Linked DNA regions of Mus musculus: all the other regions are linked to region 4. A link is a loop called in an ENCODE intact Hi-C map of the cell type or tissue named here. Cell type or tissue: left cerebral cortex. All regions are shown on one strand. Links, peaks and the distances in the headings refer to the core of each region. The heading gives the core; the rest is flanking DNA.

The links. Peaks named below come from ENCODE experiments on the same cell type or tissue, not always from the same donor. Only the 100,000 strongest peaks of a DNase experiment are listed, where the experiment ranks them.
Region 1: a loop joins it to region 4, with 1.9 times the contacts of the local background. A loop is called at or near these places in 7 of 42 quality-filtered maps.
Region 2: a loop joins it to region 4, with 7 times the contacts of the local background. A loop is called at or near these places in 5 of 42 quality-filtered maps.
Region 3: a loop joins it to region 4, with 2.9 times the contacts of the local background. A loop is called at or near these places in 7 of 42 quality-filtered maps.

Annotation. Positions count from the first base shown.
Region 1 is chr14:101,888,703-101,894,929 of GRCm38, reverse strand. It overlaps Lmo7 (LIM domain only 7), which reads right to left. Exons shown (of 31, transcript NM_201529.2): 11 at 6,224-6,227. Among named protein-coding and RNA genes, the nearest start is that of Lmo7, 160 kb to the right of the region's middle. In left cerebral cortex, for the core only: no CTCF peak of the experiment used is centred there; DNase peaks (open chromatin) are centred at 1,505, 2,333 and 2,589.
Region 2 is chr14:101,928,014-101,934,240 of GRCm38, reverse strand. Lmo7 (LIM domain only 7) reads right to left here. Exons shown (of 31, transcript NM_201529.2): 28 at 4,790-5,065; 29 at 2,961-3,069; 30 at 1,569-1,671; 31 at 1-345. The coding sequence ends at 323. Among named protein-coding and RNA genes, the nearest start is that of Lmo7, 200 kb to the right of the region's middle. In left cerebral cortex, for the core only: no CTCF peak of the experiment used is centred there; DNase peaks (open chromatin) are centred at 2,873 and 3,079; H3K4me3 peaks cover 897 bases; H3K27ac peaks cover 1,362 bases.
Region 3 is chr14:101,778,756-101,784,982 of GRCm38, reverse strand. All of the region lies in intron 1 of Lmo7 (LIM domain only 7), which reads right to left. Among named protein-coding and RNA genes, the nearest start is that of Lmo7, 52 kb to the right of the region's middle. In left cerebral cortex, for the core only: a CTCF peak has its summit at 2,878; a DNase peak (open chromatin) is centred at 2,864.
Region 4 is chr14:101,837,658-101,843,884 of GRCm38, reverse strand. It overlaps Lmo7 (LIM domain only 7), which reads right to left. Exons shown (of 31, transcript NM_201529.2): 4 at 2,907-3,013. Among named protein-coding and RNA genes, the nearest start is that of Lmo7, 110 kb to the right of the region's middle. In left cerebral cortex, for the core only: no CTCF peak of the experiment used is centred there; DNase peaks (open chromatin) are centred at 2,296, 3,480, 3,808, 5,445 and 3 more places; H3K4me3 peaks cover 3,240 bases; H3K27ac peaks cover 3,333 bases.

The sequences.
Region 1 (6,227 bases), core at 425-5,424, 51 kb before region 4:
CAAATGCTCCCTCCAACTCAAAAGCCCTTGGCTGGTGCCTCTCTGTCTTTCAAAATACCACTCACAATCATGGCTAAGCTCTCTCTCTACGGTCGCCTGCTCACCACCTGTTTTCCTCATCTCAGTTAAGGTCAACTCCATCCTTCCACTGTTAGGTTCAAAATTCCTGAAGTCACCCAGGTTGCTCTCTTACTGTCAAGACACTTATTTCATTCATAATTCATCTGGTCTCTTTTTCTAGGATCCAACAACTTCTAACCTCCTCCCCATCATCAGACTGATCAACACTGTCACCACATCATCCACTTGGAGAATCCCAAAGATCTGTCGGCTTCCACCATCCAGCTCAACATGCTCCAAAGAGCAGGTTTCTAGGTCACGGTCGGGTCATGGGACACTCAGCTCCAAACGTGGGCTCCAATGCTTTGAATTAATCCAGCCCCCAAAATCAGGAATCTGCCTGTACAGCGCTGACCGTCCTTGTCCCCGATTGGTTTTTGATGGGTCAATAAAGAGCCAACAACCAATGGCTGGACAGAGAGACTGAAGCAGGACCTTTAAATTTGCACAGGCTAGGAACTGGGAGAAAGGAAGCCAGAGAATCGCCATGATTCGGGGGAGAAGGATGGGACCTAAGAGCTGCAGGAGGGAAAGCCAACCAGCCATGTAAGAATTCCAGTAAGTGGCCAGGGGAAGGTTTAGGAGTACCTAGCCTTTGTGTGTGTGTGTGTGTGTGTGTGTGTGTGTGTGTGTGTGTGTGTGTGTGTGTGTGTGACTTTCATTCAGGAATCCAGATAGCTCCTGCGCAGGTACGGTTTACTCAACGACCGCTACACTTGAGTTTCTTTTTCCCATCAAAGTTCTAAGTAGAATCTTCAAGACCTTTGAGGTCTGAAACAACCTGGCCCCTTGCTGCCTTTCCACACTCATTTCTAACACTCTGCCTCACTCTCCTGCCAAGTGGTTGTCTTCCTTATGCTCACCCATCTTGCTTCTCTCCTTGTTCTTCCATCTGCTCAGAATACGTTTCATCTAGCTACATGACTTCTCTTCACTTCCAGGTATCCACTTAAATGGGATTCAGTGTTTCCTTCCTTCCATCCTGCAAATGCCTGTCTCTTTGGGCTGACCCCAACCCCAGACCTCTTTTCCTTGGACATTCACTGGCATCTAAGACATTCTTATTTCCCTATTACGTGCTGGGTCCTGTAAGATTTTCAGACATTACATCTTACAGTTTGCTTATAGATTACTAGGCTTAAAACAAAGCCCAGTCCATAGTGCATACTCCATAAACACATTCAGTCAATGATCTAATCTAATCTAGATCGTGTTCTACCACTTGCATGCAGTCTTCGTGGTTCTTCCATGTGAAAAGTGGACTGCCTTTCTCTCACCCGCTCTAGTACTTTAGCTATAGTATTTCTCATGTTTACTAATTCCTGGTGTCATCTTATATAGTATGCACAGGCATGCCTAGATCATCTCTCTCACAAGCCATATGCTTCTTGGAAAGGAAACGAGAGTGCAGTACCATGCATGCAGATACACTCAGTATCTGTGCTAAGAATGAGATAACGCTGAGCATAGTCAAGCAGAAAATCCAAATCGACTCTGTGGGAAAGCATGACTGCTCTCCAAGTTTTATAGTACTGTACAGACTTAGTAGGGAATCAATTACATATAGACTATAGCTATACAAAAACATGTCAATCTATATATGTATAATTTACTAGGTATAACTCCATACCCAAGTTCAATCATGTGAATTTGAGAATATAAACTCACTGAAGCCATGCCTACATGGTAAGAGGCTTTTTGAGTCAAAACAAAAATATTCAATAGAAAGAAGAAGGGAATTCGCAGATCCAAGGCATAAGAAGGGGTTGGATATGTAACACCTGAGGCTGCATAAACTAGAAAACAAAAATAAAATACGATTTGATACGCCACTAAACTTTCTGTGGGAAGAAGAAACTTGAACTAGTCCAGAACCTTCCATGGCTCCTTTCCTTATTTTCCTCCTCTTGGGCTGGGAAGCATTACTGTGTACGTTCCCACACAGTGTGCCAGTCAAAGGTAAGACCACCGGCCTCTCTCCCCTGAGGGCCTGAGCACTGAGCTGGGTCCAGCAGCCCAGACGCATACAGCATGAACAAAGTGAGCCAAACATGAGCTACAGTAGACAAGTTTTTTGTATAGGCAGGAATGTGAGCACAGTTTGTTCCTGGGGGTATATAAAGTTACCCCCATTAAAGCAAGAACACAGGCCGAAACGGTCTCTGTAAGCTCCAGCAAGCGACAAGGAGGGAGGGCTCCAGACCAGCTGGGTTTCCACCCACTGAACACGAGTCAGTTTCCTTCTCCAGCTCCTGGTCTACTAATGTAGGATACCTAGGTAAGGCTATGCTGGTGCGTAACTTTTAAAGCAGGGTGCTATATACCAAATCTTATTAAGGCAGGTTCTGACTGAATGGAATCTGGTAGATACTAACTCTGTAAACTGCTTCAAGTTAAAAGGGTTTGCCCCAGACCACAGAGATAACATCTACAGCTTCTGGAGTACAAAAGATGATGGAAGTCTTTCGTTACCAGCATTAACCACATGACATCAGAGTCTCACGAGATCCTTGAGTGGCCCCAGCGCTGCCAAGCAGTCTCTGTGAGTTTTCTCCTGAGGCACGGTCCCAGCCCAGTTCTACTCCCTGAGAGCCTCCATGCTTGGGAAAGCCGCAATCTCGGTCTCTTTCTCCACATCTATGGAATGCAGATAACACCTCCCTGTCTGCCTCCCAGAAGTGAGATAAGCCCTGAAGACAGCATCAGGGAGATCTTGGAGGACAGGCCTAGCAGGGACCACGCACAGGTGAGTCACACGGCTCTCTCAGAGTTACCTGCTACAATGGCTTATACTTCCTTACTCGGAAGGCTCCGGGTTACATCTCCATTTATATTTGCTCCCTGCAAATCCAGGTGTAACAAGTGTCTTGCCTTTCCAATTAATTGAATAGTATTAGGGAAGGACAGGAAGAAGTTTAAGAAGAAATCTTTATGAATCACAAAGGTATAATTTCCTTGTGCTCCCCTGATTGCATATGATGCTTCTGGCACTTTCTGCTGGAAATAAGGGTTATCCTAAAATCCAACTTCAGTAAACTGGCAGATGGATGTCCATAGAACAGAAGTGCCCAAAGAGCCAATATCAGACCATTTTCCCTAAATGTGAATTTACTCATAGCCTTCATTGAAATTCAAAAAGAATTAAGTTAAGGGTCTCTAGCTTTGGAAGCAATATAGATATGCTAATTTATCTATGTGAACATATATTTTCATTAGACACTATAGAATTTTGTGATGAATAGCCAGTATTCAAACCTATGTGTGACACTTTGAAATTACTATCAAGTAGAAAAAAAAAAGAGCATAAGAAAGAATTTTCATTTATAGATTGATGGACTTATTTGGGAAACAGTATTGACATTTCAGCCAGAAAATCATGTCCTGTAGAGGGTTAGCCTGGGTATTGCAGGGCATTTACAAAGTACTAAGTGTAGCATACACACTTGGCTGTAATATGAAAAGTATTTCTAGATATACCTAGATGTCCTCTAGCATGCCAAAAAAAAAAAAAAATCCTCAGAAAATAACCCAGGTCACTTGTCTACCTCCCTTTTGCCTGCCTTGATCGGATGTCCTGATTGTTATGACCTGATAATCCTACAAAGTCATTTGACAAAGCTCTATAAGGAAAATACAGCTGCCTTAGCAATCTTTGACCATCAATTCACATGTAATTGGCATTTATTTTCTTGTGATACTAATAGCCGATTTAGTGGTTATTACATTGAAAGATTGTTTATACATATTTTTATAAACTGTTGTCAGTACCTCACTTATATCATCATATATGACCAGATCCCAAACTTCATAAAACCAAACAAATGAAAATTCATGCAACACAAAGACACACACATGAGAACTGACAGTCACACACAAAGCATCTTAGTAAACATAACGGATTGCATGCCAACCAAAACTTAGTAAAACACACAGCATGCGCAGGCGCCCAAAACTGCACAAAATGCAAGCTGGAATTTAATAGGCAAAGGACTCAAACAAACAAACAAACAAACAAAAACCCCAAAACAAAAAAAGCCCTACACATTCCTCTTCAAATTGCTCTGCAGCACAAATAAAGCATTCATATAATGAATGGGCAGTTAGTTTCTAATTACAAAGTAACAAACTTTTCCACTATATTATGTTTAGAGAAAGTTCACTCAACATAAATGTAAAATGGAGTCACTATAGGTAACTCATTTTTAATTTATATTTTACTCTCATTGCAAGAAATCAATGTAAGGAAATCACTGGTAACTTGGACAAAAAAAAAAAAATAGGAGAAAAAGGGGGAAATTAAATAACCTTACAACTGCTTCTAAACAGAGCTGCATTTTCTAAGACACATGAGGCCCCATTATCAGACAAGTCATGTAATATTCATTGGTCTCAATTAACTGATTATCTTGCTGTATTTGTATAGTTACCTTAGCCCAACACTACAGGAGGATTTTTTTTTTTTAAATAGCCTTTTCAATCAAATGCTGATAACCAATACAACCAAGTCCAATACTTGCAAGTGCTGACTGGAAGCATGTGCTGCCGACTGGTACAGTTAAGAAAAAGATCCTTCAGCATTTTGAGGTTGGATGTTTACATTTTCTTTATGGGTGTCTGTGGTAAGGGTGGGTGCATAGTACTGGGAACCGAACCTATAGCCTCGGGCAAGCTAGGCATGAATTCTACCATGAAACCCACTCTTGCCCTGGGAAATTCAAGTCACATCACAACTGATACTCTAAGAAAAAACAGGTAGGGCCAAGTCAGAGGTAGTTACATGCTTACTACACACCTCCAAGTATTTACTCTCTGGGTATTTTTAGACCCCCTTTTGGTAACCTATTTTAGAGATATGTTTATGCTACAAAGCCAAATGAACATTCCTCATGAAAGTTAGTCAGGATGCTTGAAGCTTCAAGGGGATTTTAAATCAAGTTAAAACAGCTTTCCTGCAATGAACTGATGAACAGATATCGAAGGGTTATGCCAAAAACTAATTTCTTCCCCCTCAAACGCCACACTGGGAAGGGTAACGGCAATAGCTGCCTATCCCTCAGTCGTGTCTTCAACATCTAGAGTTCTTACGGTGAATTCTGTTGACAATCTTGGTAGCTTCTAAAGTTTCCAAACTATTAACACTATTAAATACCGTTAAACTTAGAGGTTCAGAGAGATTAGACAAACTATGGTAAGGGGACAACTCCTGAGTCTGATTAAAATATTGAGTGTCCTTCACCTCTCCTCCTCAAAAACTATTACCAATTGATTTCAGTTACAGAAAGCCAGGTAAAACTGCATTGAGAATGAATAACAACTTAAAATAGTCTAGAACTGGGAAAACACGTGAGACAATCAGATTTATATTACATTGACATGTTTATCCACTGAATTTTAAATACCGGTAGACCAAACCTGCGAAATAATTTAAATATATTTCTTGTAACAATATTGGAAATGACCAAGATTACTTTTTATAGTTTTGAAAGTCTAGTTTGTTCTTTATAGGCAGCTACATTACAGTAAAATTTCTACCGTAATCAAGAATCTTGGAAATATCTCCTAAAACTATTAACTGTGCCCACTAATAAAATTCCTCAGGAGCTAAGTGTGTGAATTCTGCCAGCTACCTGAGTTCTAACATTAAGCAAGCAGTCATATCTTTTCCTATCACAGGCTCTCAAAGACGTAATTTATGGGGGAGACCTTCAACAAAAAGAAACCAGAAGCTTAGTGTATTGTAGGAATCATATAGCAAAACGAGCGTAGTCTTAGCATGATGCTTTGTGACTTTCAGTCATTACATTAAAAAAGAAAATGAAAAAGAAAAAGTGGTGGAGTTAAATTTTAATACAGCCAAAAATAAATAAATAAATAAATAAATAAATAAATAAATAAATGATACTGCTTTATACAACTGTTCATGCATTGGGCATTTAGATACAAAAATATTGCTATAGGGTTGCAATGTTAATAAAAAGTAAGTAGACGTCCCATGCACTGCACACAGCACTCATTTAGTGACATGCCAGGACAGAGGTGCGGTGAGTTACAGAGGAGACAAACAGATAGGAGGGATTATTTTTAATGGGAACCATACACTTACCCAT
Region 2 (6,227 bases), core at 929-5,928, 90 kb before region 4:
ATGAGAAGGATTTTAAGTTCTTGAGCTTTGTTTAGTTTTCTTTTCCACTTGTGCTTTTAGGATGCTGAATTTAAAAGGTCAATACTGCACTCCTCCCCCCCCCACACACACACACATAATTACCTTCTTATAAATAAACAACAAAAATACAGGTCCTACCAACACCACAGTGTTCCTATGTCATTTAACGAGGCAATGATTATTCCTTTAAAAAAAAAAAAGAGGGGAAAAAACCATCCAGCATTTTTTTTTTTATAGCTCTGCATCAGTGACAAGCGCCTCCTCTTCTATCTGCAACAGCGCTTTCGAATGGGGGTTTACATCACATGGCGGTTGGCCGTCCAGCTGATTAGGCAAAGGAGAGAAGAGAGAAAAGCACTCAGATTCAGAAACGGGAATGTCAGCTCAAGGGAGTTCATAAGCAGTCGTCACTCAGAGTGGCCCAGTGAGGTAGGAAGAGTTACCTGCCGCTTAGTCTTAGGACAAAGGCAGGCAATTGCAGCCTCTGGGGTCTAGAATTCTTTATTTGTAAAACACAGAGTATGAATGAACACAAAAACAAAACCTTCAACTCTCTGTTACTCGTACTGAAGGAGAGAAAAGGCGTGAGCAGTGGTTCCAAAAATCAATTATGTTTGGCTTTGGGTTTAAGAGAGAAAAGTGCACACACAGACACACTGCCAAGACCCCATGCCCAGCCTAGACATTCTCCCACCTTCAGGGTCAGCGTTCCAGGAAGGCCTGGACAACCAGGAAAGAAGTTGCTGACAGATAAAAGAGAGTTGACCGGTTCAAATCATTTTCAAACACTCTGCACATAAAGGACCGCATAAATACCTCTGAGTTCAAAAGCAATAGGTTTGTAGATACCACTTGTGCCACCCTTTCACAACAAGGAAGAAAAACGTTACCAGCATCAAGGTTCAAAACTATATATATACAGCAACAGCTGCTGTCTTCCTTACTGAGGCTATAAACAACACACAACAGAGTTATGCTACCCTACACTATGAGATACTCATAAACACATGCTTAAAAAGAAAGTAACACTTATTTTTTTAATTCAGTAACACTGAAACACCATATAGACAGAATTAAAATTCTCTTTTTCAAAATTTTATATATGAATAATACATGGTTATATAGTAATGCAAGCATTTTCAAAGTTGATTACATTATAAATCACATTAAGGTCTTATCATTAGATATGGAAATAAGTTGATGATGAAGATGAAGCCTTAATCAGGAGGCAGACCAAAGTCTGTTCAGAGGACTTGCCTTAACCCTGTATCCTGTTTTCCATGAGGTATTAGAAGTTTCTCCAGGATCTATGCAAACCAGAGTCAATGTCCCGATTTCTGGATACAAGCCCCTCCAGGTCCCCAACCCCACAACCCTCTCCTGAGTGGCTGGAACTCATTGCACAGCCTCTTTGAAGAGGATCTGAGCCCAGGACCCTATGACAGGGACTCTCAGGAAGAGGAGGTAGCTCAAGGCTCAGGGAAAGACATAGGAACCCGTGGTCTCCTCAAAAGACAAGAAATTTTCTCTCTGATTTGCTCTCTTACATTTGAATCGGAGATAGCAGTCATTGCAGTAGAGTTGGTGGTTTCGGATTCTGACTTCAGCTCCTGAGGAAGAGCCTCCGAGGTCACACCCACAGGAGACACACTGATAGACAAAAAAAAACAAATATATATATATATATATATACAATTAGTTAACTACAAAGAGCCTGGAGCTCTCTCAGAAGATGAGAGACACAGGGGATGATGGGATATACGGAAGTGAGCAAGAGGATTATAGGATGCAGCCTTGAAACTCTTGGGTATACTACATTAAAGCAAAGGGATGGGAGAGGCCAAAAGGCAATTAGTGGATTTAAATCAAGCCTGCTAGATTAGACACTAAGAACTCAGAAAGCAAATTTTGAGAGCCAAGATGATCATTCTAAATCTACTGAGGGTAAAGAAATTTGAAAACAAATTGATGATTGGCTTAAGGAAATTCAGACTTCATTGCTCCAAGGAAATCAATACTAACGAACATGGAAGAACCAGAGAGAAAAACAACCTGGGTTTCTGGCATTCCAGTCTGGAGTGGACCGTTCCCAGTGTCTTGACATCACTGGTTGAGTATTCCATAAGGGGTGCTTTATGTCAAGGTTAGGGGCTTTGGTGTTCTCTGTCTCTCTGTCTCTGTCTCTCTTTTTCTCTCTCCCTCTGTGTGTGTGTGTGTGTGTCTGTGTTGGGTGTGTTCAAACACTGTTCTGACTCAGTCTATTCTACATGGATACAGCACAAATTTATATGCTTAAGCAAGCTGCTAACTTTGGAATTCCAGGATCAAAAATAGGGAGACTTTCTTCTGGCCTAATGAAAGCTCAAAAATGAAACCTGATGTGTGTTTATAGGCCTAGACACTATAAAACAAAGAATTACAGCCTGAACCTTTTACTATATAGGAAAACAAAAAACAAAAATATCAGGAATAGGCAGGCAGGCTATGCAATTGTAAAAATATTTACAGTGGTTTTCCTTCTAGACACTATTAAAAGCTATCGTTTGAGACACTGATAACTGCATGTCTCCATGTTGCTAAAAACACTGGTAAATTAAATTTTAAGTCTACCCATGGCAGCACGCTAGAGAACACACTGTGCACTGTAAATTTTATTTATAGAATTCTAGCATATTGAGCTACAAAAAGCATAGGCCTTCCAGACTAACATATAAAAGAAGATTCCAGGTTGGAAAATTAAGCGGTAGCAAGCAATCTGCAACACCAGCACGGCACAGACGGACAGATAACAGCACCAAGCTTGTTAGTGGCACATCCACAACCCGGGGCGGGGCTCATAGAAGCCATGCGCTCTCCAAGCAAAGTGCGGCAGGCCAGCGGCAGCGGTGGTGGTAGCATCGGCATTGGCAGCGGCGGCAAGCTCTCTGACTCAGGCTCACCTTAAAACAATGTAAATGATAAGAAAGACCCAGGGTCTCGATGATCATGGCGGCTCCTTTGCCCAGAATGTTATTACAGTAGGAGCACACACGCTTCCCACTCACTGACCTAGATGCGGAACAAGAACGGAACGGAGGCTTTCACGTGTGCTGTGCAAGGTTGGCATTTAAAGTCACACTCGGCATCGGCGGCAGCAACAATGGTAACTTAAGAAAGTATCTTGATAGCCGTAGGAGAGAAACCTTCTGCAGCCAACTAAAGCATGCCTTCACTATACCTTGAACTGTCTTGATAGAGGCTCGAGGGGATGCAATTGGTCCATTTGGGATTTTGATGGCATTCCCCCTTTGGTTACATATGGACTCACCAGTATTTCTGCTCTGTTACATCCTCTTGCTAATTAATTCAGTTGGCTGATACACAAAATTCCACTCAGGGCATTCCACCCTCAGGGCCATCTGATTCTCTGTGGTTTGCCTTCTCTGAGTTACTTTTTAGCCCTTCTTATTTCACTTTTCTGGTTAGAAACCTAAACACATTCTTGGCTCCACCTCTGTTGAGAAGGATGTCATTATTGCCTAAGAGCTGCGGATGAGCCAGGGATGGCGGTTCCCGTTTTATTTACACATCTGGGGCTGGTTGCCTAGTGCTTTTAAAGGGATAACCCCTTCATCTTCACCCATCCTTTCCCACCCACTCAGAAGGAAAACAGAACCACAGTCCCACTAAGGAGTGCAGGGGATGCATAGCTATTGAGAGTTGGAGAAGAGAGCAATCTGCTGGACAGAGACCTTCCCTGGGCAGAAAATCCCAAGGCTTGCCCCAAGCCCTCTCCTGTTCTATTCTCACATATGGACCCTCCGTGGGAGAGTCCGTGAATGGTAGTTCCTGTCCTCTGCAAACTCCATCTACACTAAAGCACTGGCCTCCTCACCATTTCTCTTGTAATTCAACACCCTAATATAGTTTGTGGACCTTGGTAACCATACCATTGTCTTGGACTGATAGACGGCATTTTCTTATCTAAGTCTACTACTTAACAGCTTAAAAGTATCCAAATACAAATGGCTTTCTACCCCTAATCATTGTATTTGTGATGGGAACTAGAACTCCTTTGGGATGACTAAAGACGACTGTGAACCTCTGAAAACACAACCCACGCGGACATCAGGGCTTCACCCCATAGCCCAGAGGCAAATGGCCATGCGAGATGCTACCTAACTTTGCCACCTCCCTATATAACACACGAACTACAGGAGCCAAGTGATGAGGCCGGAGCAGAACGCTAGCAGATCGGGTAACAGTCAAAGCAATCCAAGACTCCAAACACAAGATCAAACCTTCAGGATGGTTTTCTTTAAATCCAGTTTGCTGAAACTACCCAGGCTATGCAGCCTTCTTATCATGCTCTTCTTTCACATTCCATTCCAATGAGCTTCTATTCAAGTGCCATTAAAAGTCCAACACACTTCATAATACTGTTCTCGGTCATAAATATGAAAAGCATTCACGAGCTACTGTTTTGTTTGGTGATGCCACATGGTGATCTATCCAGAGAAAGCGGCCATCTGAGACACTGACCAAAAGCACGGGCAACAGAGAGCCTGGCAACGTGCAGACATGTCAAAGATCTCCAGTGCCTTTACCAGACATTTGTAAACACTAGGCAGGCGGCAGACAGAGGCAGGAGAAAGCCTTCTCAACAGCTTTGATACAGGAACACCCAATTCCATGCACTCAAAAGGACTTGCTTTTCTTCTTTACTGGATGATTTTAAAGAAGGAACACCCTTAAAATTAAGACAAAGGGACCACACAAGGGGCCTTACCTATTCCGTAGCTGAGAGCCTGACTGTGACATGGAAGGGGAATGGCTGCGTGGAGAGGGAGACCCTGGGGAGGTCTTCACAGAGCCGGCTGGAGGTGGCACCGCAGAGGATGGGTTCCGCATGTAGGCACGGTTTGATGTAGACAACAGCTGAGGTGGGGGGCGACTGAAGTCCTGGACAGAGGAAGACGCATAGACCCCGGCAGGCTGGCTGTGCCAAGGGGACTGCCTCCAAGAACCCGGCCGCTGGGAATCCAGATTGTCCAGAGACTCCCCTCTGAAACACAGGGCAGGGGTCACAGGAGTGACATGAGTCACGTTACACTGCTGGAACTTGCCTAACAGATGCACCATTGGGGTGAATGTAAGACCTCCTTTATGCATTTTCTAGGCTCAACTAAGCTGGTTCCAGTTATGTATACCCTTAACAATAAATTGTTCTGCACCAGAGGTACTGTAACATCTCATATTTCGGTAACCTTCATTGTAGAGGTCCTTAGACAAAAAGACCAAGTATCAAAGTGGGGAGAAAACTACTTCTTAAAGAAAAGCTAATACTAGCAGTCACTCATCCCTTAAACAGTTACAACATATAAGCCTCAGTCTTTTAAAATCCAATCAGAAAATTTTAAGCACATAAGTATTGAACTATACATTTTCACAGACATATTTAACTTAATCTTCACAACATTATACAAGGATGTTTTTAATCTCATAGGAGTTACATTGTCCAAGCCTGGAGTGTATGGATGAGGCTCTGGCTTCAAACCAAAGTCCCCTGACCCCAGTGCAACCCAGGCCTGCTTCGGACACTCCCATTCGCCACCCCAAGTCCAATGGGTCAGCAACTGTTCAGTGTCTACGTTACAGGAAACAGAAGCCACCCTGCATTCAGGATTTAGATTTTCTACAAAAGCTGAATGATGAATGCTTCTCTAGCTGTTGAGTTTATTAGTGCATTTAAATCTTTCTTCCAGCCAGAAGCTTAAATAATAATTGTTTTGGTCTTTCCTCTTCTCTTCTCTTTCCTTCTTTTCTTTTCTACTTAACATTGTAAGTAATGCAACATTACAATATAAATTCCATAGGGAATAGGTCAAGAAGCAAGCAAGGGTCTTCTGGGGGTGGACAAGGGTTCCTTCTTCCCTTACTTTCTACATTCGCCCTAATCCTCCAAAGCAGCAACCCTTAATTGTGACTCCTTACAGGTTTTTCTCAGATATGCAAGGAAATAATTACACATACATACAAATTTGCATATGTAAGTTACTACAGGCGTCTATAGAAGTCCTCAAAATGGGAACAATATGGTTTTTATTCTTTTACAACCGTAAAAGCCTCATCACGTGATAGCCTGTAAGCCAATGCTTCCCATAGAACCATTCATTTTTTTGTGTGTCTGCTCTCCTGTTCAGTGCCCGCCCACTGACCCTGGGGTT
Region 3 (6,227 bases), core at 247-5,246, 58 kb after region 4:
GCAAAATGGTATTTTAAGGCTAGGCACCTCTGTGAACTGTGGTTAAGTCTCTGAGTTGTAGCATGTGAATTGGTGAAATGATATTGTATATTCAGCAAATAACATAGCTTTGAGGGGCATGATTCCCCAATCACTAGCCTCTATTAAACCTTGGCATTGTACTACATAATATTCTGGAATGTACCAGAGCTATTTCTGCCAATACTAATATCATCTGATAGCAAAACCAAAGCCAACTCACAAGTCTTCCAAGTCTGTGGTCATCAGAATTGCACAGATCACCAATTCTAAACAGAATACAATGTTTCATGGTGGTCACAAGTCTAAAAATTTTTCCAAAGCCATTGCCCTCTTCAAGACCTTCCTCTAAGAGTGGGTGTAGTAATTACACCTCCCAATGCAAGTTCCTCAGGCACGGGCCCACACAGGGAAAGAAACAGCAAAAATATGAAACAGTCTAAACACTTGAGGTTCTCATTCAGTCATTATGGAGCCAAATGCCAGCTAGGCTACATTCCTTGAGCAAAGAAAAGAAGTAAAATAATTTCTGATGCAGGACAAGTTACACCCCAAGCGCCATAATCCACTTTAATCTTATAGCTCAAGCTAATCGCTCTAAGTGGCTATAGTGATGGAGCCCAAAGATAAACACCAATGGGAAGGACTAAGTGAAACTACAAGAAAGGAAGATTCCCTCCAGTGCTGATAGTAGGCACAAATTTGCTTGGGACACAAAACCAAGACCACATGAGCCCTGTTAGCCACAAGTTAAGGTCTCTGGAGACAGCAAACCCCCAAATGTGTTCCTCTTAAACACGTCTATTTTGCTAGCACCTACTACTTATAAAGATTAAATTTTGTCTCCAAACATAGGTCCATACTCCAATTTAAACTGTTGCAAGTGGATAGAAAGTATTCATGAAAAAGTCTCCCCAAAGCCCTGACTACTGCATGAGTTATTTTTTTCCAGATCAACAAGTTTTTAAGTAGTGGGTATACAAGTCGTAAGTGGATGTGAGCATCCATTATCAGAATATTTCAAGTATAGTTATAATGCTTAATATAATCATGGGTTTTCAAGAGTCAAAAGATGCTGTTGTTTTGTACAGAAATGTCTCACACACATGAACAAGTCTCAACAATGGCCTGCCTAGCTCCCCGTGAATTCCCGTGAGAGTCATCACTGTGGGAAACATTCATTTTTAGAAATGGTGTGGCTACATTACAGTTTCAGGTGAAGAGTCACTACTTAGTCCTATATGGACTTCAAATTGAGAGGTCTACCCTTTGGTGACAATGATACAATTCACTCTTCAGTGTAAGTTTGGCATCGAGAGACGGAGTTCGTATGTCTGTGACATAAACATCCCACTCAACGACTCTTCATGGATGTCTACTCCTAAGGTTGTCTGTGGCACTGATCAACAGTGACACAGTTCTTCAGGAATCTACTTGTCAAGCTCCCAGTAACCAACTCAACAAGGAATTCCAGGAAGCAAGGAGAGAGTTACAATTCTATCCCTACTTTGATCTCAAAGAAAATGAAAACCTTTTTTCCACATGAAATCTCAGACACAAACATTTATATTTATTTAGCCTTGCTCATGTTAAGCAAAAGAAGTGGGTGCCACCTAAAAGCTTATCAATCAATCAATGAATAAATTGACTACAATTAAAACCATATAGTGAAATATTGAAGTGCTGATACACGATACAGCATGGATGATTCTTGGAAATAGGCAGAAGGAAAGAAGCCCGACAAAAAAGGTCATGATGTGTCTCCTTTGCATTGTGGGTAACAATTCCACAGAATTAAGATCTCTGCAGTCCATTTATTATCTTTTCCATAACTTCCTTTGTTAGTTTTCAACACACGAGATCTAAAACATACCTAAAAGTATAACAAATGGGGCCCCAGCTCTTGGGTATACAAACTTCCACTAGCTGTCTTCTGTGAGTGAGCCACACTTCCAACTACAGGACTACTAAGAAATCCCTTCCTCAAGCAACTCAGATGCTAAGCTCTTTCCTTTAGACTCTTTCTGAGCCTTAGGAGATCTCAATCACGTTTCCAGTTCACCTCAAAAGTTTAACTTACTAATTTAAAATATCCTTGACCAAGAACTAGTTTTATTTGTACTTACTAGGGTGATTTGTTTAAAAGGTAGAGAATAATTTTTAAACACCATTTTGGAGCTTACTTAAGACATATAATGTACCGTATACTTAACCCATAGACATTGATTAATTGGGTTTCTTCCCCAAATACTGATGGCCTTAGGAATCCTTCTTCAGGAAACCCAGTGACCTCCCTTAGCAACGCTGACGCAGTATGCTGAGAACTATAAGTTCTCTTTGAAAATGGAGAACAGTATCCGGACAGCATTACGTCATAACCAAGAGTGCCTGGTCCTGAGTGATGAACAGCCGTGTGGAGGGATGTTCCTGATGCCCTTTGTCTCCTTGCCTGGTTTGTGAACACCACCTCATAGACTCATGATGCTCCATAGGAAGGACTAACTTGTCAACTCTTAACTGAGTGTAGAGACTCACTGTCTGCAGAGTTAGTGAAACACAGCCAAGTTTGTAGGCCTTTCTCTGGAAGATTCTGATTCAAATGTCTTGGGCTGGCCTAGAAGTTCTCCTCTGACTCTGTGTGTCACTGAGATATGACTACAAGACAAACTGTTTGGATGGGAAGGACTTAGGACCTGCCAAGAAGCCTGGATTCCTCTGGTATGTGTTTGATTTTAAACAGGTACTTCGGGCTTCCTTATGAGAGAACAAATTTGCACCAAACTGTCACCTCCACAGTACTCTTCCTTAGAGGACAAACGAAACAAAGCCTGAAATCCGTCTCTGTTCTTTGCTGCCACTGTCTGGTATGTTCTCAGTACTGCAGGAGTCTAAATATTAATGACTGGATCCAGGCACATTACTAAAAAGAATTTCAACAAAACAGCTCATTGTGAGGTTTAAAACACAACATAAGGTTGTATTTGGTGAAAGTGAGAAATATTTTTATAATACTGCAAAACTGTAGCCTTTACTAAGTATACGAAGGCTTCTAGAGTGTTCCCACAGGAGCATTGTTGGTTCACTCGGATAGATTTTGACACTTTGTACGTAAAAGTTTGTATATTAAAGTAGAGAATCAGTTTACTTGTAGATCTATGACCCTCCGTAGTTCTAAGAGAAGCCTGACAGATAGCTCAATGCCACAACACTAGCCAAGTATAGGTGTAGGCCTGGCTTCAATCCTCAAGACTACAAATGTATATGCATTTTTACAGAAAGAAACCCTGACTTAAGAAGTGTTCAGACGCCAAACTTAAGACTTCTGAGAGTCTTCTCAGTCCTCTTGACAATTTCCCTCCCCCAACAGGAGACTTTCCTGGGGCTCACGGACACAGAGATCTGCTTCCCCGGCCTAGCATTACCATGTGGCAGGCAGTTCAGATCCTCGCTTGACTATGCATCCGAACTGGGCGGGCCTGTGGCAGGGTGGGACTGGATGGGAAGCGGCAGGGCATGGGTTAATCAGGAAAGCTCTAACAGGGTGATTTGCTTCACCCTGGCCGTAAACCACTCTTTGTGTCAAACTCTGGGGCGGGGTTCGCCTGCCTTACAAATGTTTCTCACAGAGGCAAATGGTGTTAGTCATCTAGCTCTGGCCTGTCCTTGGATCCTTCTGCCTCAACTTTACTCTCCCAGCTGAGTATGTCATCTAGAAGAATCTTGCCTCACTCCTCGTCTCCAACCCGATTGGGTGAACAGTCCTCAGAGAGCCATGCACACCTCACTTTCTGTTGAAATCCTAGGATTTACATTTTCTGCATTGCTTAAACTCAAGCCTCAGAGGCTCTGCCCTTCCTCGCTGCTCCGCGGCCACATGCCCCACCCACTCAGGTTCTGCACCTGGCACAGATATGAACACAGGCTCCTCCAATCGATGGATGGATGGATGGATGGATGGATGGATGGATGGATGGATGGATGAATGGATGGATGGAAGGGTGGAAGCATGGCTCGGCCTTAATCTTTTGTCTCTTGAATACTTTTCAAAACTCTACTTTGTACTCCTTAAAAATAGCCATCTTGCTTTGGCTTTCCCAAAGTCACATCGACCCATAAACTCTGACCTTCCTAAAGGCTCAGTGCTTTCCTTAGTCCATTTCCACAGTTCAAACGGCCTCTCTCCACGGCCTCCACAAAGACCAATGTTCCTGAGTCAACCCTTTCCTCCCAGCACCTTCTGAGACTCTGAGTTACTAAGCCAGCAACCCGGGAATTACAATAGCTTTAATTCATCATTCTTAAGGCCACTCTTTTCTGTCCTAGACCAAAAGTTTACTGAAGTCAGGAATCACCATGAGGTGTCAGGTGATCTTCACGCACCACAGTACATGTGCAACAAGTGATTGTGATTCATTTTTAAATCTTTTAAGTCCTTAAAAATTTGAATTTGGCTCAGGCAAAAGAGAGACGGAGACAAGGGAAAACCTGGCAATAGTCAGAGAGAGAGCAAAGACCTACAGCAATGTTCACTAAAGTTTCCCTCCTCCTCAGAAAAGTGACAATTCTCCTACACCCAGGAACAGAGAACAGAGGCAAAGAACGAAAAAGCTGAAGAGGCTGAAGAGCAGCGAAGACAGGAGGGTTGCAGGAGCACATGAAATAATCATCAGGCCGCCCCGAGCGGAGCAGATGGCAGCCACAGACAATGGAGCCCAGCGCAGGCAATATGAAAGTTTGATGAATTTCCTAATAGCGGCATGATGAAAGCCCGGAGTCCAGAAATAGCCTAAAAATAGAACAAATGTCAGGGCTGCACAAAGCCTCATAGTGCCCTTCATTATTTACTCGCCTGTATTTGTACAATACGGCAAGTCTGAAAAGCTGTGGAGTCAAAACCAGTAAGAGATGAGAACCATAATAGTTTATATAATGAATATGAATATTATGCTGTTGGACCCTAAGGTGCGCTGTACTAATTCCAATACAATAATAATAATAATAATAATAATAATAATAAGGCTAAGCATGCACCTGACCCACCATTATAACTACATTCACTAAATGATCCCGACTGCTCACCACCATGATGAGAAGAACTAAACAAAAACAACCCACTGGCAATCCTCACGATGGGCAGAGAGATTTCTACAAGAATATACACTGCAACCTGTGGACTCTAACTTCTATAAACCAAACAAGATGGTCATCAATGCTCCATCACCATAGTGAAATCCTAGCGATAGATGATTAACGTATAATGAGGGAAGGCTCACTTTGGCTTCCATTTGTAGATGGTCTTGTCCATTACCCATGAGCCCCAGTTGTTTGGGGTGTGCCAAGGCAGAACAAGGAAGGAGCCTATAGTAATGTCAAATTACTCTCCTCACAGTCACGAAGCAAAGAACGTAAAAGAAGGAGTCAGTATGCCAAAATGACTCTCTAAAACATACCTCCAATGACCTCTCCAAACACCAGGACTCTGGTGAGCACATCTTTAACACACGGGCTTCTGAGATCATTCAAGACCTAGTCTAAGCCAAGCATGGTTGCACCTACCTGTAATCCAAGCACTCGGGAAGCTGGGGACAATGACTTCTAAGCTAGCCTTGTTCCCCAAAACAAAACTGAAGATAGAGGTTGAAGGTGAGTGCTACAAAGCAGTGGTTTCTGGACACAAACGATGTGACCACTGCCCTCCCGAACACACTGCAGCTGTGGTTTCCTGCAGGAGACCTGAGCAAGACTGGCCCATCACCATTTCAGCATACATGAAGGAGAGGTGCATGAGGCTCAACCCCTCACTAAGGGTCAGGGGCATTGTTGGAGGGAAGGGTTGGGGGGTGGGGGAGATGCAGGATGAAAGTGCAGAAAACATCACATACACATAATAAAGTGTCAAAAATAATAAATTAAAAAAATGTTTGAATTAATAACCTACAAAGACACAAATAATATCAAAAACACTTGGAGATTTCCCAAAGTGACGTAAGAGGACAAAAAAATCCATCTGAGAATGGTCTCATGAAGACTCCTGGCTTGGGCAAACCACGGCACGGAGCGGAAGGAAGACAGTAGAGAGGAGCTGAGTACTGTGAAGACGAAGCTGTTGAGTCAAGCTAGGGGACAACGCAATCATTTAATGATGGGAAAGACTCTCTAGGATATGACTACAGCCAACTAGAGCACAGAAGAACGTAGCTGAAGTTGAA
Region 4 (6,227 bases), core at 850-5,849:
TTCTGTGGGTAGGAATGCATTGCAAATTCAATTTTAAGGCACACCCTGCTGAAAAGCAATGTCCAAGGCGCTGGGTCCGTCCGGCCACTCAGAGACAGCAGCTCTTGAACAGCTTTTGTCCTCACTGATCCTCTGCTTCAATTCTCCCTCACTCCCTGTAGCCACTGTACATGTAGCCATTGTACATGCGTCCTCCACCCACAGACTAAACACCTCCTGTTCCCCACACAGAGCATACCAGCTGCTACTGCTTTCTCTTGGTATACCATGGCTGCTTTGCAGATGCAGCAAGGCCAGCCTACGTCTGCGCGCCGTGAGATGATAGCCTGAGCGGTTCCGTAACAGCACCGCACTTCGAATAATCACGTCGCTTGCTACATTTCTGCCAAATCAAATGTTTGTAGTTGAGTCAAACAATCTCGGAATGCTACACACACGGACGCTCTCAGACAACTCACAAGGAGCCTTGCCACCGAAATAAGCATACTGAACTAACACAGAAATGAAATTATTTGATGACAGCAAGCGTGCTGTGACATCATAGCTATGTCACAAGCCTGTCCGGTCACAGTCTTTCAGTCCCCATAGCTTTTTTGCTGGCAAAGATGGTCTTCTATGTCTACATTGGGAATTTCTGAACCCCTGTATTATGATCACCTGGAATAGAAAAAAAAAAATCCTCCCCTGTTGAGTTTGTCCTGTGGGCTACAGGACACTTAGAGTCACTCTAACCCACTGGGTAGGCACCCCACACAACTATGACAATGAAAAATGTCTCCACATATTGCCAAACATCCCCAGGGAGGAAAAACTACCTCCACAAGAGAACCACCGATCTAATCGATATCAAGTCCTTTTATTTATAATAATGACAGGTCAAGAGTTGAACTACACAAGTCTGTGTATTATGTAACAATCCAAACTAAAACTTTTCTTTACTAAGCAATCATTTGTCTTCCGTTAAGCCTGTTCCTCGTAATGAAAGGGGCTTTCTCAAAGCACAAGGGCAGTCATTTGCCAGTGATCTTCAACCTTGTCTGAGAGGCACTGAGCCTTACACTGGGGTACACCCAGGACTCACACTTTAAGCCCAGCAAGGTTCAAGCATGGAGAGTTCTCAAGCAGACTGAGAGCGGCTCTCTCACCCTGACCAAGCGAGGCACACCTTGCTGTGACAGGCTTGTGGTTTCCACTCAAACAAGTTGTTCTGCAGGCTTCGCACAACCCCAGTTTCACTTTGTCAGTAATTTAATTTCACTGAAGGTTGAGCCCAGATCCTGATTTCTTGTCAACACTTTAGACCCAACCACTCCTGAAAGCGGTTCCAGGCAAGCCCTGTATGCAACGCTTAAAATCAGGAGCCAAACAAACATGTTTCACCCAGTCCGTAAGCCACCTCAAGTATAGGCTGCCGAGGTTCAAAGCAATATGACTGCAGAGGAGGACACACTTAGACTTAATTCACATCACCAGCTTCAGGGAAAAACTATTTCAAAGGCTGAAGTTTCTTTGCCCAGATAAGTCCTAGGAAAGGATGTACTATGTAGGAAAAAAAAAATTAAACAAATAGTTTCTCATTTTCAATGGCCATTATAAGGACCTTGAGTAGAGTGAAAGTAAGTATTTTCAGCAACAAGACTTCAGATTGGTACTTTCAAATTCATCAGAAATGTGGACAGATGACTCTTCCAGGCAGATATCATCGCTGTGGAGTTGAGAAAACACCCCACGGGAAGAGGTGGGCCAGCGTGGCACAGGTTGTTCATTTGAAATATTTACTGTTAGATTTTAAAGCAACTAGTGCTGCCTGAGGTTTTTGGGTTAGACTGTTAGAAGACAGGGCAGATTATCAAAAAATATCTGTAGCATTGTTTTTCCCCATGAGACCGTGGCCCTGTTTATGATTTCCTGGTTGATTTTAATAATGACTGAAGCCACACTATGGGGACAGTAAGTACACAAATCTTTAGAGCACAAAGCTTTTCATTTTCGCTATTTCTACAAGTAGAACAGAGTGTGTTTCCTCATTTGGAAACATGTTAATTAGGTTCAAGAGGCCAGATAAGAGGGTAAGCATTATTTCAAAATTATATAACGTCTATGTCACATTTACCTAGCAACATAATTTTATTACTGATTTCCTGCATGCAGATTAGACTGCTGGAGGGGGAAAAAAATCTCATAACAGCTTAAAAGAACTTTCCTGAAACCACACACTCACACATGAACACTACTGTCCACCTAAACTCCAACAGAACGCCCACGGATGTGAGTTCCTCTCTACTTTTACCTTCTTGCCCAAACTACTACCACAGTGGGAAGGGTTCATTATTCTAAAAGCAACCACTGACAAGGTTGTTGGCCCTAGGCAAGACAGTCCTGTCAGATATGACCAAGGAGGCTTGCACCAGCTGTCCCTGTCATTTTCCATGTCCAACTACCTAAAAGCTACTTTCAACTGACCCTTCTTACCTTTCTATTATGCTAATAGCCTCTAAATTCGCTTGATAATTAAAATAAACAGCGTTACCATTAGCAACCAAGCATGGCCAGGCTGGAAAACATTCAAATATAAGCCGCCACTCTGGTCAGTGTAGAGATTTACAACAAGATCCTGACACCGTGTCACTTACAGAAGGCTTCACACTCTGAGCCAGTCCTCAAGACGATTTTTTAAGAGTCTATTTTGGAATGAGACACAAGAAAGACAGAGAGAGGAAAGATAGTTCCATAAGCACAAAATTTCTCAGCAACAATTTTCACTTAAGCTGCAAACCTCCTATATATATATATATATATATATATATATATATATATATATACACACACACACACACACATACACATATATAACATTTAGCTATGATACAATTATTCTACATTTAAAACACACCAGTGAGACTTACTTGACGGTGACTCGGTTTGATAAGTCCTGTAGATCCCCCGGATGAAAAAGCTGGGCTTCTTTCAATCCAATCTGTTCACAAGCTCTCAAAAAAACATTTATGTTATCCTGTGAAAAGAATTGGAAAGTGATTGCTTAGCCGAGCTTGCTCTCAGACAAAGGTTACCAATTTTTATGATACGAGTTCGCAACTTCAAAGTCCAATTATAGTCAGCCAAAGAGGCGGTGGCAAGAACAGCCGCATAAGTGTATTCGAAAGAGAGAGAGAAAAAAAAAGTCCGAGAACACGTATAGCCTTTCCGTCTTCCAGAGCATAAAAAGGTGGTGCTATCTTATGCCCGAGCATACACTGTTCCTGTGATCTTTGTGACTGGCACGTTAAACATTACCTGTTATAGGACAAGCGCCTAGCCAGTGAGCAGCAATCTACACTTTGATGTCAGCTCTGCTCTGCAAACAAACGCCCTCTTCCCAGCTTCGCACGGCAAGCTTCACCTCTTTAAAAATAACTCCAGCTACTGACATTCACCCACCCAGAAACTGTTGGCAGGGAAGAAATAAGAGGAGGAACGTTCTGTTTCTATGATTACAAATTACAGAACGGCTGTGGAATACCACACCTGGAATCTGGGTTTGGTTGCTGATCCAGCTCGTGACAGGCACAGAGACCATGCTATCCGACCAAGGAGAAGCCTGGTGCTTATTGGCTGAGCCGGACCATTGGGGAGTGGCGTATTACTCATTCCCTGCACCTGTCTGAAGAGCTGCCTCCAAAAAACTGAAAACCTATCCTCCACCTCCAAGCTTGACCTCCTATCTAGTTTCAAAGCTCCAGTCCTCCACTTACAAACCAGTGCGTGCCACTGTGCTATGCGTGCTGTGTGGTACCACGATGCGTTCTATTTTCAGGGCGCTGCATTGCAACCACACACATTTGGTTACCAGGATTAGCTTTGGCATCGCCCCTTACAGCTCTTGAAAAAGAAAAAAGTATTTTATGTGGCTGAGTTCCTGGTGAGTCCGTGTGGACTCTCTGCTTTTGCTCTGCTGGGAGTTGTGGGTAGGGGAATGTCTTGCTTGCATGCTGGCACATGCTTGTCCACTTAGGTTGGCTGGCAACACCGGCTCTGTGGTATGGGCCTCCCTGGAGCCACACCCCACCTCCCTCCCCAAGGTCCAAGACTACCTGCCAGTACTTTCTATGTGCAGGCAGCGAAGTTGGGGTGTTAGACACAGTAAGAGGTATATCCGAAAGAATGAGAGAGGAAGAGGCCGATTCACCAGCTTAAGTTCCTCAGAGTCTGAGGTGACTTGAGGAAAGTGCAGAAAAAAGTGTGCCCAGAGAAAAGCAACACTGACTGCCAAGGAAGCAAGGGAAACTAGAAATCAACAACAACTGTTTGTGGAGGAGGAAGGCTGTTCCAGGATGCTTTCAGACAAAGACATCGTGAACTAACTAGCCAGGAACTGAAATGTTTGCTTCATTTGAAATAAGTTGGCCCCAAAGCCTAAAGAAATTTCTAAGTAAAAAGTTGAGCAGCCTAAACAAGATGATTTAATTTTAAATTAACATTATGTCCAAGAGGTGAGGGCACTACATACAATGAGGAGAGACTGACGAAGACACCCAAAATTGACCTCTAATCTCCATACACATACACACACACACACACACACACACACACACACACACACAGTGATAACCTATTGGCAAAATTCCAGTTAGGAACACAATGGTATCTTGACTAGTAAGTTTACAATTTCTGAATGCTAGGTTATCTGTAATTATTTGAAAACACAAATTAACAATTTTAATGCCTACTCTCAGAAGAGCAGACAACAAAAATATCTCATTAAGACAATATCTCATATCCAACAGGAAGCAAATCTCATATTTGGGGGAGGGAAAAGTAAAAATAAATTATTATGCATCTTCATATCTGCCTAATTTGGCTCTGAATGCTTACATTTATATAAAATTATCAGATGTGAATATAGTACAGTTGGAAGAATGCTTGCCTAGAAAACATACAAATCCTCAAACAGGGTGCCTGGAACAGAGATACGTAGGTAGGTAGATAGATGGTAGATAGATAGGTAGATAGATAGATGATAGATAGATAGATAGATGATAGATTGATTGATAAATGATAGATAGGTAGATACTAAAACAAAATCAAACAGAATAATCTTAAGAAACTGAGAGTAAACACACCCCACATATTTTACAAAAACATAATAGCACTTACCTTGTGAACGAAATGTTCAGGTTGATAAGAGAGAAGCCACACATTCCTCAAAGCCCATCTAAGTATTTAGAGAGAAACCACTTCAAATCGAAAGTGACTCTACTCCATGGAGAACAAAGTTCAAGGAAAGAACACAAGTGGTGTGATTACATCTTAGGCTTGAGTAAAACCTTTTTTTATCAGCCACAAAGCAGAATGCTGTTTTCAAGGCTTAGCGGTTCTCGGTTTTAAAAGCAGACAAGCGTCCTATATAAACTCACACATGGCCTACGCACTGGAAGTGAGGTCTGCTCCAATCAGAATTGGAACCTCCATCCCGCATCCTGGACTGGAGCCCACTGGTAATTTATTTCCTGCCATTTCAAAGGATCCAAGTGGAGCATTGCCTCAGGGGATAGACAAAATTATAAAATAAAAATTTCATGTCTGTTCCAGCATCAAGCAGCCACACCCAGCTCAGCATAATAAAAAGAAGGCTTTTAGTCTTTACTGGGTAGAGTCATTTTCACTAGAAACTACTCAAAAAAAAAAAAAAAAAAGGAAAAAGAAAAAAAAAGTAAAGTAAAACAAAAACATCAACAACAGCAACAAAAAAGCATAAATGGAAATCTACCTCATCTAATTGGCCTGGGAGCCAGGACTAGCTTTAGAGAGATTAGTTATGCTTTCTGGCCCCATTTTCTTTATCCACATAGTGAGTGCATACAGATCTTCGAACCATTACAAAGGACAGGCAATTCTGTCTGCAAGGAGATGAGTGTCAGAGCCCACTGATTCCTCATACAAATATTCTATAGCTCAACAAAAGACACCCTATCACAAATAGCGTGCTTTAAACACACGTGATCCCTACACATTCAGGGCCAAAGGTAACTTTCAAAAACTAAACCAAAATACTACTACTAATAATAATAATAATAATAACTTCAATAATAATAAACTCTAGTGGTACCCAAGTAGCTCCTTCTCATTTACAATGTTTCTGTGGAGATGAAAGAAAAGCAAACACTACAAAAAAAGTAGAAGGATTGAGATGTTCATACTTCCCGCCACACACACCATAACCCCGACTA